Linked DNA regions of Homo sapiens: region 2 is linked to region 1. A link is a contact called in ENCODE Hi-C or POLR2A ChIA-PET data. All regions are on one chromosome and are shown on one strand. Each heading gives the region's core, a stretch centred on a gene start or an enhancer-like site at or near the end of the contact. The rest is flanking DNA. Distances are from core to core; before and after follow the strand shown. Region 1 overlaps CACNB2 (calcium voltage-gated channel auxiliary subunit beta 2). Region 2 overlaps CACNB2 (calcium voltage-gated channel auxiliary subunit beta 2).

What was found. A loop is a pair of places that touch in the nucleus more often than their neighbours do. ChIA-PET counts read pairs that join two places held with the same protein, here RNA polymerase II (POLR2A). Pooled maps may share reads with other maps.
Region 2: a map of heart left ventricle shows a loop between it and region 1 (6-fold over the local background). The contact joins two enhancer-like sites. A Hi-C loop is called at or near these places in 5 of 168 maps with a recorded cell type or tissue (GM12878, IMR-90, Right ventricle myocardium inferior and 2 more) and 6 of 50 pooled maps. POLR2A ChIA-PET finds 5 or more read pairs at or near these places in 3 of 52 experiments (GM12878, OCI-LY7 and Panc1).

Annotation. Positions count from the first base shown.
Region 1 is chr10:18,435,867-18,440,903 of GRCh38, reverse strand. All of the region lies in intron 3 of CACNB2 (calcium voltage-gated channel auxiliary subunit beta 2), which reads right to left. Among named protein-coding and RNA genes, the nearest start is that of CACNB2-AS1, 100 kb to the left of the region's middle. Within about 2 kb of position 2,368, at least 3 of the 41 ENCODE cell types and tissues checked have a DNase peak (open chromatin) inside an H3K27ac peak, as active enhancers do; they include heart right ventricle, where a contact is called at or near this core.
Region 2 is chr10:18,471,525-18,476,561 of GRCh38, reverse strand. The region is part of intron 3 of CACNB2 (calcium voltage-gated channel auxiliary subunit beta 2); the gene reads right to left. Among named protein-coding and RNA genes, the nearest start is that of CACNB2-AS1, 65 kb to the left of the region's middle. RefSeq lists an enhancer at 4,349-4,568. Within about 2 kb of position 2,986, at least 5 of the 41 ENCODE cell types and tissues checked have a DNase peak (open chromatin) inside an H3K27ac peak, as active enhancers do; they include heart right ventricle, where a contact is called at or near this core.

The sequences.
Region 1 (5,037 bases), core at 1,119-3,618:
AACATAGTCCAAAGGCTTCCCCATGGCCTGCATCTCTGGCCTGCAAGTCCCTGTGTGACCTTTGACCTGCCTCTCTTTCCCCTTTCTCTGTATTCAGACACACTGGGATCTGGGCTGTTCCTAGAATGTGCTTCAGAGCTTTGCCTTTATGGTTTCCACTGCCTGAAATAATCTATCCTCAAATATCCACATGGACACATTCTCACTCCATTCACAATTTTGATCAAATGTCACCTTCACAGAAGCTTTTCTCTGGGGGGTGGGGGATAGGGCCTTGCTCTGTCACCCAGGCTGGAGTGCAGTGGCATGATCACAACTCACTGCAACCTCTAAGTGATCCTCCCGAGTAGCTGGCACCACAGATGTGGACCACCATGCCAGTTAATTTTTGATTTTTTGCCATGAGGGGTCACACTATGTTGCCCAATCTGGTCTCCAACTCCTGAGCTCTGGCAATCCTCCCGCCTCAGACACTTCAAATGCTGGGATTACTGGTGTGAGCCACTGCGCTTGGCCCACAGAAGCCATTTTTATCACTCCCCAACTCCTCATCCTCTTTACCTTCTTAGTTTTTACTATGGACTGAACATGTTCCCCCAAAATTCATATGTTGAAACTTAATCTCCAAGGCTATAGTTATCAGCAGGTGGGGCTTTAACAAGGTAGTTAGGTCATGAGTGTGGGGCCCCCATGAATAAGATTATGCCTTTATAAAAGGGATTGAAGGAGCCTGTCCATCCTTTTTTGCCCTTCCACTCCCTCTCCCACATGAAGACACAGCAACAAGAGGCCACATGTGAAGCAGAGATCAAACCTTCCCCAGACACTGAATCTACCGGTGCCTTGATCTTAGACTTCTCTGCCTCCAGAACTGTGATCAATAAATTCCTATTGTTTATAAATCACTCAGGTGAAAATATTATAGCAGCAGAACAGAGACTATTTTTTAGCACTTACTGCTACAACACATTATCTACATATATATTTGCATGTGGCCTATTTCTCCGAGCTAGACTGTAATCCTACTGACGGCAGGGGCTTTGTTTTGTTTACTCTGTTCCTGGTGGCTGGGAGATCACTGGCATGCAGTAGGCAGAAGGGAGGGAGGGAGGAAGGATGAGCGAATCTGGATTTCAGCCGAGTATCAGATGAGCTTTCTTATTCTTGCAGAGAAGCTATTAGAAGCTGAATGACAAATAATTAAGCTGATTTATAACTGCATAAACAACCAAACTTTAAACATCCCAATTTACAGTGTGATAATATGAAGGGTTACTTAGAGCATGATTTCAAAGGTGATAGCGGGAGGTGGGGAAATTAATGTCTCCAGAGGAAAGCAATTCAGAATACTTGGAGAAGGTTTCAAATTGTACCTTGAAGGGGATCAGAAGAGGTCATCCCCAAAATATGCGACCTTGCCATAAGGATTATATTGAACTGAAGGTGGCTGAGAATCTACAAATGCAGGAGAAATTCTCTGCCTTCCCCTCATCTACCTAAAACCAGGACTCAAATTTTCCCTTGTAAAATTCCCCTCTGCTGTACCAGGAACAGAAAAGTTGTGTCTTACTGCTGGAGATGGTGAGTTGGCATGGAGATGAGATGCAGAAACACACCTTACTAAAATAACCCTCATCTTCCATTAGCTTCCGCATATTCTTCCTAGTCACCTTCCTGCAATTCAGCATCTCGTGAAATGCAGACACCCTTTTCTTTGTTTAAAATGGTATATAAGCCCCCAATCCTCCCACTTCGACTTTCACTCCTTTTCTGTGAACTCCAGTGCATGTAAAATGTTAATAAAATTGCATGTCTCGTATCCTGTGAGATGTGCCTTTTGTTAGTTTAATTCACTGGCCTTAAATACTACACCGAAGAGGGTAGAGAAGTTATTTTCTCCCCGATGACCTTCAGTTTACCACCAATTCACGTGCTGGCCTACGCCATTCTATTCCGTGCCCTGCCAGATCACAAGTATTTAATCTGATGTGTTCTGCTTTGGAAGAGCTGTATTTATAGCACACTCACATGGGAGGAAATCAGGTAAGAGGGCATAAAAACATGTCACATGAGGACTTTGAGATTTTTAGCCCAGAGAAGAAAAAATCTAAAGAGGAAGAAGGTGATCGTATACTCCATAAGGCCCAGGGAGAACAGAACTGGGATCAAGGAATTGATGTTTTAAAGCAAAGCAAACCTTCGTTCTATATAAATCCGAATGCTCTAACAGAACTGTGAGCAGAGGGCACAGGCTTCCAGCCAAGAGGAGAAGAAACGGCCTTTTTGGGAAGATGTGGTGTGGGAGAACAGATGGATAACTGGCTTGAATCACTATTGGCGGCACGCAGGGTAAACACGAGCAGAGCACAGGTGGTGAGGGACCGCGAGGCTGCAGCTACCGCCCATTGGCTGTTGGGCCTTGACTGCCAATCAACAATTTTGGGCATAAGTTCTCTCCATCACAGCAAGATGGATTAAATCGGTGATTGGCCAACCCAGTTCCTGAGAGTCCAGGGTTCAGAGCAAATGGCATAGGAATGCTTTAGCAGTGGTTGGAAATAAAAATCCAACTGGGGGCAGGGCGCGGTGGCTCACGCCTGTAATCCCAGCCCTTTGGGAGGCCGAGGCGGGCGGACCACGAGGTCAGGAGATGGAGACCATCCTGGCTAGTGCGGTGAAACCCCGTCTCTACTAAAAATACAAAAAAAAAAAAAAAAAAATCGCCAGGTGTGCTGGCGGGCGGCTGTAGTCCCAGCTACTCAGGAGGCTGAGGCAGGAGAATGGCATGAACCCGGGAGGCGGAGCTTGCAGTAAACCGAGATAGCGCCACTGCATTCCAGCCTGGGTGACAGAGCGAGACTTCATCTCAAAAAAAAAAAAAAAAAAAAAAAAAAAAAAAAATCCAACTGGGCCAGGTATCCCGACACCCCCAGACTCAGGGCCATTCCCCTGAGTTTTAATACATTTCTAATTATAATAAGTTTCCAATCATTTTAGATACATTTCCATGTTCTATGTCAATTTGCCTCGATTACAAAAACTCTTTAAAAGATCTAGCCATAAATAATTTTCTATGACTTCGAAGTTTTGAGGCAACTGCTATATATGCCCAAATAGAAGGAGATTCCAAATATAAGGTGATGTCACATTTAACAAAGAATAAATACCTTGTGGCTGACTCTCAGTGCTGTCAAAGATAGTCAGATACTGTGGCAGAGATCCAAGATGCTTACTAACTCCATTTTCTTCCTCAGAATACAGACAACTAAATTTCTAGCCTTCCTTGCAGTTAGATTGGCCCACGTGATTGAATTTTGGCCAGTGAAATGCGTGGAGAATGATGCCTGCCATTTTCCAGCCTGGCAACAAAAGGACCTTTGTGATCTTCTCATGTTTTCTCTCTTCTGTGGAGACGGTATGCAGTATATAACACACAAAATATGTGTTAACCAACCTTTTATGATATTGGTAAAGCTTTGGGTCAACGATACGCTATTTGGTTTTTTTAGGAGTCAAAAGTTACACATGGATTTTGGCTTTGTAGGGGGTCCATGCCCATAACCTCTCATTGTTCAATGGCCAACTGCACTAACTTAGAAGTATCCCTCTCTCCACATCCTTATCCATATTTAATTTTTAAAAAATCCTCTGAAAACTTCTCATCTGTCTTGTGGATATCAGGAGAGATACTGGGTCACCTAACCCCTTTCTAATGGGAACTTCCTTTCAACTAATTGGAAACAGTATTTGTTTTGAATGTTTGAGTTTACCATAGCATCCAATATTTACAAGTGTGACGTCATGTCTCTAGAAGTAAATGTTAAATCTCTATTTAAACATTTAAGTCAAATGTATCAGGTGACTTATATAAACACACCAAAATAAGATTGATTGACATCATGCAGGCCCATGTATCTCCAGCAAGCAGCACATTGTTGTTCAAAATAAAGTAATGGAAAATGTACTTCTTGCACCATGGGAGATCTTGTGAGATTTCAAATATAAGGTGACTCTCTCTTTTCTGAAGAATAATTCTGAGGGGAAAAAAGCCTCATCTTATATTCAGGCATATGTGGCAATCTTTGGCAAATTTTTATTTCTGGACATTTATTTTTGCATATTCTCTAAGTGCATATGGAAAAAATAAACATGATTTATTTTTGTTCAGTTGTACAAGCTCATTTGGCTTTGGCATCTACATGGAATGGGAACCCAGTAACATTTTGTAGGTATAAAAACCTCTGATTATTTTTTCAGGTGCTTTTGAGTTAAAAAACAAACAAACAAACAAATATGCTTTGCAAGCAACAGTACTTCTGACTATAAAGCCACATGTAAGTCAAATAAAAGTAATCCACGCATACCTTCTCAAGGGCCAATTTTTACCTACAAGTCCTATTCTAATTTTGATCTATTGATGGAGGACAGGGAAGAGAAATGTGGCAATGATTAATAGAAAAGAAGTAGCATTGTTCTGATTGGTTGATTAGATTTTTGTTTTTGCTATCATTCTCTGCTTTGTTCTCCATGAACAGACTATCCGAGAAGGCTCAAGTTTATACTTTCTTGCCAAAATTTCTGGGTTAGCAAAGTATACTTGAAATGGCTTCTAGGATTTTGTTCAAAGTTGAAATGAAACAGAAGTTTCTAAACTTCTCCACCAAAGAGGGGAAAAACTCTTACTGGCAAACTCATCATTAATGACCATAAATTTTAAATCAATTAATTCACTATTTGTGAGTTACTGCACATAGCTTTAGATTTTCAAGGTAATAGCCAACAACTTTTATCTTTTAAAACATTCCTCATAGAAGGTGGAATAATAATTTTCATTCTGAAGTTCTCCTTTTGTTAAACTTATCAATTCTCTAAAAATGATCTAAGCATTTTAGAGTACTTAAAGTCATCGTACTTTCAAAAGCTCATTTATGCAAAACCGCTGTGTTCTGGGCTCACAGATGCTCTGGGCCCTCCAAAGAGGATCAGAATTGGTTGAGCTCTGTGTAGATCTCAATAATTTTGATGAGTGATTTTACA
Region 2 (5,037 bases), core at 1,737-4,236, 35 kb before region 1:
CGCTTCAGCCTCTGATTAGTCTCCTCCTACAACCAATCAGACTGATGGAGAGTCGCTACTTCATTTACATAGCGTGTATACCAAGCAAACACAGGAAACCTCTAGAGGGTACGTAAACCCCACAAAATTCTGTAACCGGGCTCTTGAGCTGCTTGCTTTGGCTGCTCTCACTCTATGTAGAGTATACTTTGTTTTCAATAAATCTCTGCTTTTGTTGCTTCATTCTTTCCTTGCTTTGTGGGTTTTGTCCAATTCTTTGTTGAAGACGCCAAGAACGTGGACACCCTCCACTGTAACAATAATACACTAATTACAATGCATTAACATGTTAAAAGACACTCCTACCAGTGCCAGGACAGTTTATAGATGCCATGGCAATGTCAGGAAGTTACCCTATATAGTCTAAAAGGGGGAGGAACCCTCAGTTTCAGGAACTGCCCACACCTTTCCTGGAAAACTCATGAACAATCCACTGCTTGTTTAGTATATAATCAAGAAATAACTATAAGTATATTCAGTTAAGCAGCCCATGCTGCTGCTCTGCCTATGGAGTAGCCATTCTTTTTTCTTTTTTTAACTTCTCTAACAAATTGCTTTCACCTTACTCTATGGCCTTGCCCTGAATTCTTCCTTGCACAAGGTCCAAGAACCCACTCTCAGGGTCTGTATTGGGATCCCTTTCTAGTAACACAACATTGGCTATGAACTGGACCGTGTACCTAAACCATTTCAAGCCCAGTTCCCACATATTAAAGAGGGTTTTGTAACTGTGAAGTGAGTCTGAACACACAAAGCTCTCAGCACAGTGCCTGGCACAGGGGACACACTCAAAACAAGGTAACTGTCATTATACGAAGTTTCAGAGGATCTTTCCTAACCAATCTTGAGTTCTGCCAGTTTAGTACTGGTATGATTTGTTATTTGGGGTAAGGTCAGGGGGAGGATCAATAAGGTACCCCTTCATTCAAAGATCAATAAGTGGAGCCATATCTTGGAATGTGGTCCAGCGGTGAGCATCATCTCTGATACTGCAATACAATAAGAAATGCTTATCTGATCTGCACACCTGTTTACTGGAATGCAGCTCCTAAAACTCTTATACTCTCCAAAGTGTTAAGTGTCTTTTGGCATGCTAATGAATGACTGGTGGCTGGGGTCTCCTGGAGAGCCTTGGGATGGGGCCTGGGTGCCAGAGGAACCAACCGTAATATTAAAGTGTTTGAACTTTCCGCCCCAACACCCTGACCTCTAGAGACAGGAAAAGGGTTGGAGACTGACTTAATCGCCAGTGGCCAGTGATTTAGTCAATGGTGCCTAAGTAACAAAGCTTCCATAAAAACCCAAAAGGATGGAGATCTGAGAGCTTCCAGGTGTGTGACCCCAGGGCCGTGCTGGAAGGGTGGCGTACCTAGATACGGCATGGATGTTCTGCACCCTCTCCCATCCCTCTCTCCTCTGGCTGTTCCTGAGTTGTATCCTCTTATAATAAACTAGTCATCTAGTAAGTCGGCTGTTCTCTTGAGTTTTATGAGCCCTTCTAGCAAATTATAGAACCTGAGTAGGGGGCCATGGGAACCTCTGATCTGTAGTTGAGTTGGACAGAAGTTGAGGATAACCTGGAGACTCATCACTTGTGCGACTGGCATCTGAAGTGGGGACAGTCTTTTGGGACTCAGCCTTCAACCTGTTGGGTCTGCACTAACTCCAGGTAGATAAGGTCAGAATTGAATTGCAGGACGTGGCATTAGCATCTGCAGAGAACTGGAGAACTGCTTGCTGTTGGGGGGGAAAACAACCCACATCTGTTGTTGGAAGAATTGAGAGTAGTGGGAGAGTAGAGAGGAAACAGTTTTCCTTTCGGTGCTGCAATGCTGAGTGGCACGGAGCTAAGGAAGCCAACATTGAGTTGCATCTTTCTCAAGGCAAGGTAGATGTGCTTCACAGATCTAAGGCCACCCATCCAGGTCAGGAGCCGTGCGCTGTTACTAAGGAGAAAGTGCGTGTGTGGGAACACAACCCCTAGGAAAACAGTTGGGGAATTGGCATCTCCACCTTTGTACAGTCTAACAATCCATGCTGATTGCCTAATTGCACCTTAGTTTAGGAGCCTGAGCACCTGGCTTGGTGCACTTGGCTTAGTTTAGGACGCTGAGCCTAGGCATGTCCTTAACGTCGGCAAAATAAGCTTCTCCATTGATTGAGACCTGTCACAGAGACAGGTCTTGCTTGCTACCAGAGGGTGACCGTTGAGCCAGATTCCACTGTCCCTGAGAGTCCCCCTGCCCCTCCGGCCCTAGGCTTCTTTGTACATTAAACAGCAAGTCTGCAGGGTGCCTTTCAATTCTAACACATTATTCTCCCGCCAGCTGCGGTCATGTTCAGATTTGCAATGTTCCCCTTCGCCACCATGACAGCTTCTTCCTACCCAAAACTATAATTATATGTTTTCAGAAGGCCCATTTTCTATGTGAGAAATTTCAGCAAAACATCTCAAAACATCATGTTCCATCATCTTAACTATTAGAGATAAAAGAGCTCTTAGCGAGCAAATCCAACCCTCGCATTTTAAAATGAAAAACGGAAGCCCAGCAATTTTGTGTCTCACTCAAGGTCACAGAGAGCAGCGTGGCGGGGAGCTGCACCTGCAGCTTCTAGCTCCTTGTCTGGCACTTAAATCCAGTTACACCCTGGCCCTGGTTCTGATACAAGAAAAACCCTATTGAAACCTTAGGGAATTATTTTTCACTTTAGATGGCAGTTTTCGATTGCTATTTTACAGCTAGGAAAAGATAAGTATATTTTTTAAAGAAGCAAACACAACTGTAAAGTCAATCTCCTTCTTCACTTCGGCTATTTAAAGCAAGTTACGTGAATTCTCCGGGTGACTGATAAGAGAAGGCACGCATTTCTGGCATCCCTTACTAACACACCAGTGCACCAGAAAAGTATTGACTGATGGCTCCAGACACTAATAAGTCCAGAGTCTGTTCCTAGGAAAATGCTCTGCATGCGTCATTAAGGCTATTTTCAGGCTTGCTGTCTTGAACTGAAAGTAAACTAGCACTGGTGATTCTGAATTTAAATGTGATTTCAGTAAGGGAAGGAGCAAGCGCAACATATTTTCAGGGCTTGGGGCCTGGCAATATTTTTTAAAAGGCTGTAATAAATCTATAGACTTTTACAAGATATGACTTTTATAAGTTCTTTGAATAACAACCCAAATATTACCTGTGTATTTATCAATTCATATTAACTTGAATTGAAATACTCCTATCCAAAACAGGCATTTGTTTCCACTGCAGATGGGTCATACCATATTATACCAAGTAGAAATCACCTGTGATACGTTAACAGGCGAGCGGGGCCCCACCTGAAAAGTATTTCACAGAATTGCCAGTGGGTGGAGCTAAAGCGTGGACAATTTTTAGTGATGACCTTCAAAAGCACCACAGTTGATTCTCATACATGTCTTTGATTAAGAACCACTGATATTACCGAACAACAATGCAAATTTGGCTGCACCATTTCAACATATCCCACATTCAGGAATGGAACTCTCCATTGGAAGAAAGAGAGAATGTATTCTACAGCAGCGATGCTCAAATTTGATTTTGCATCATTTTCAGCAGCTGGGGTGGGGCTTGTTGAAAATACAAATGGCACATTTCACCCCAAACCTAATAAACTGAAATGGCTACAGAAAGGTGAGCTCAGGTAGCTACATTTTGAAGCAAGGTATAAAGAATATTTAGAAGCACACAAAATTTGAGAACCAAACCTCTCTGAAATTCTTCCTGAAAGGCTGCTTGTTTTCTAAAGACTGAACTGAAAATAGTAAACCAATACGTTTATTAAGGAGATGTGGTTGTATCAGACACAATTTTAAAACAGACCTAAATTTAAACCAAAGACACTAAAGCTCTTCCACCCACTCCCTAAACCTCCATTGTATGGGTTAACAGGCTAAGGAGGTGGCTTTTATCATGGAACCAAGGTAGGCAAGAAGCGTAGAAAAATGGGCTGGGGGCCAGGCACAGTGGCTCATGCCTGTAATCCCAGCACTTTGGGAGGCCAAGGCGGGCGGATCACCTGAGGTCAGGAATTCAAGACCAGCCTGGCCAACATGGTGAAACCCCATCTGTACTAAAAATACAAAAATTAGCCATGTATGGTGGCGTGCACCTGTAGTCCCAGCTACTCGAGAGGCTGAGGCAAAAGAATCACTTGAACCCAGGAGGTAGAGGTTGCAGTGAGCCGAGATCCCAGCACTGCATTCCAGCCTGGGTGACAGAGCGAGACTCCATGTCAAAAAAAAAAAAAAAAAAAAAAAAAAAAAAAAAGAAGAAAAGTGGGCCGGATATTAAAGGAATTGAGACTCCTTATTCGAGAATGCTTCAGCTAGTCAACCATGGGGCTCAAGACAAGCAGAAAAGAAAGCAAAGCCGGGAAGAGAAACTGAAACCTGTAAGGTGCATATGACATCAAAGAGCAGATGGATAGGAATGGGGGCAGTGAAGGAGCCAGAGAGATGACTGTAATGAAAAAGGGAGATACGGGAGTTGAACACGTCTGGGGTGAGACATATTTGTTACTTTACATGCAGGTCTTCCAAAGGCAGTTAAACAGAAAACAAATGCCTAGTGATGTTAGGATGTTGCTTGAGTAGTATATGATATTTGTAGAGGTATTTACAATTTTTAAAACATCTTTACAGATTTCATCATTTACTACATACATTTCCCTACCTAGCGATTTCTTCTTTACCTCAATTATAAAAGGACATTTTTAAGATCCCTTCTGAGTCAGAAAGTCAAATATTTTCAACAGGTATATTAAGTACTATTATTCCCACTTTGCAAATGAAGAACATCAGATGGCAGGCCATAGTTACATGTGGTAGAGACAGGAGTCTAAGCTGTAATTCCAACTCCACTGCCCCATAATTTCTGCTCCAATTTTAGACTTTGGCTAACTAGTGCTCCAGAGGACACAGGAAAAAAATACAAAGGCGTAAACCATGGGCAGTTTCACAAAAAC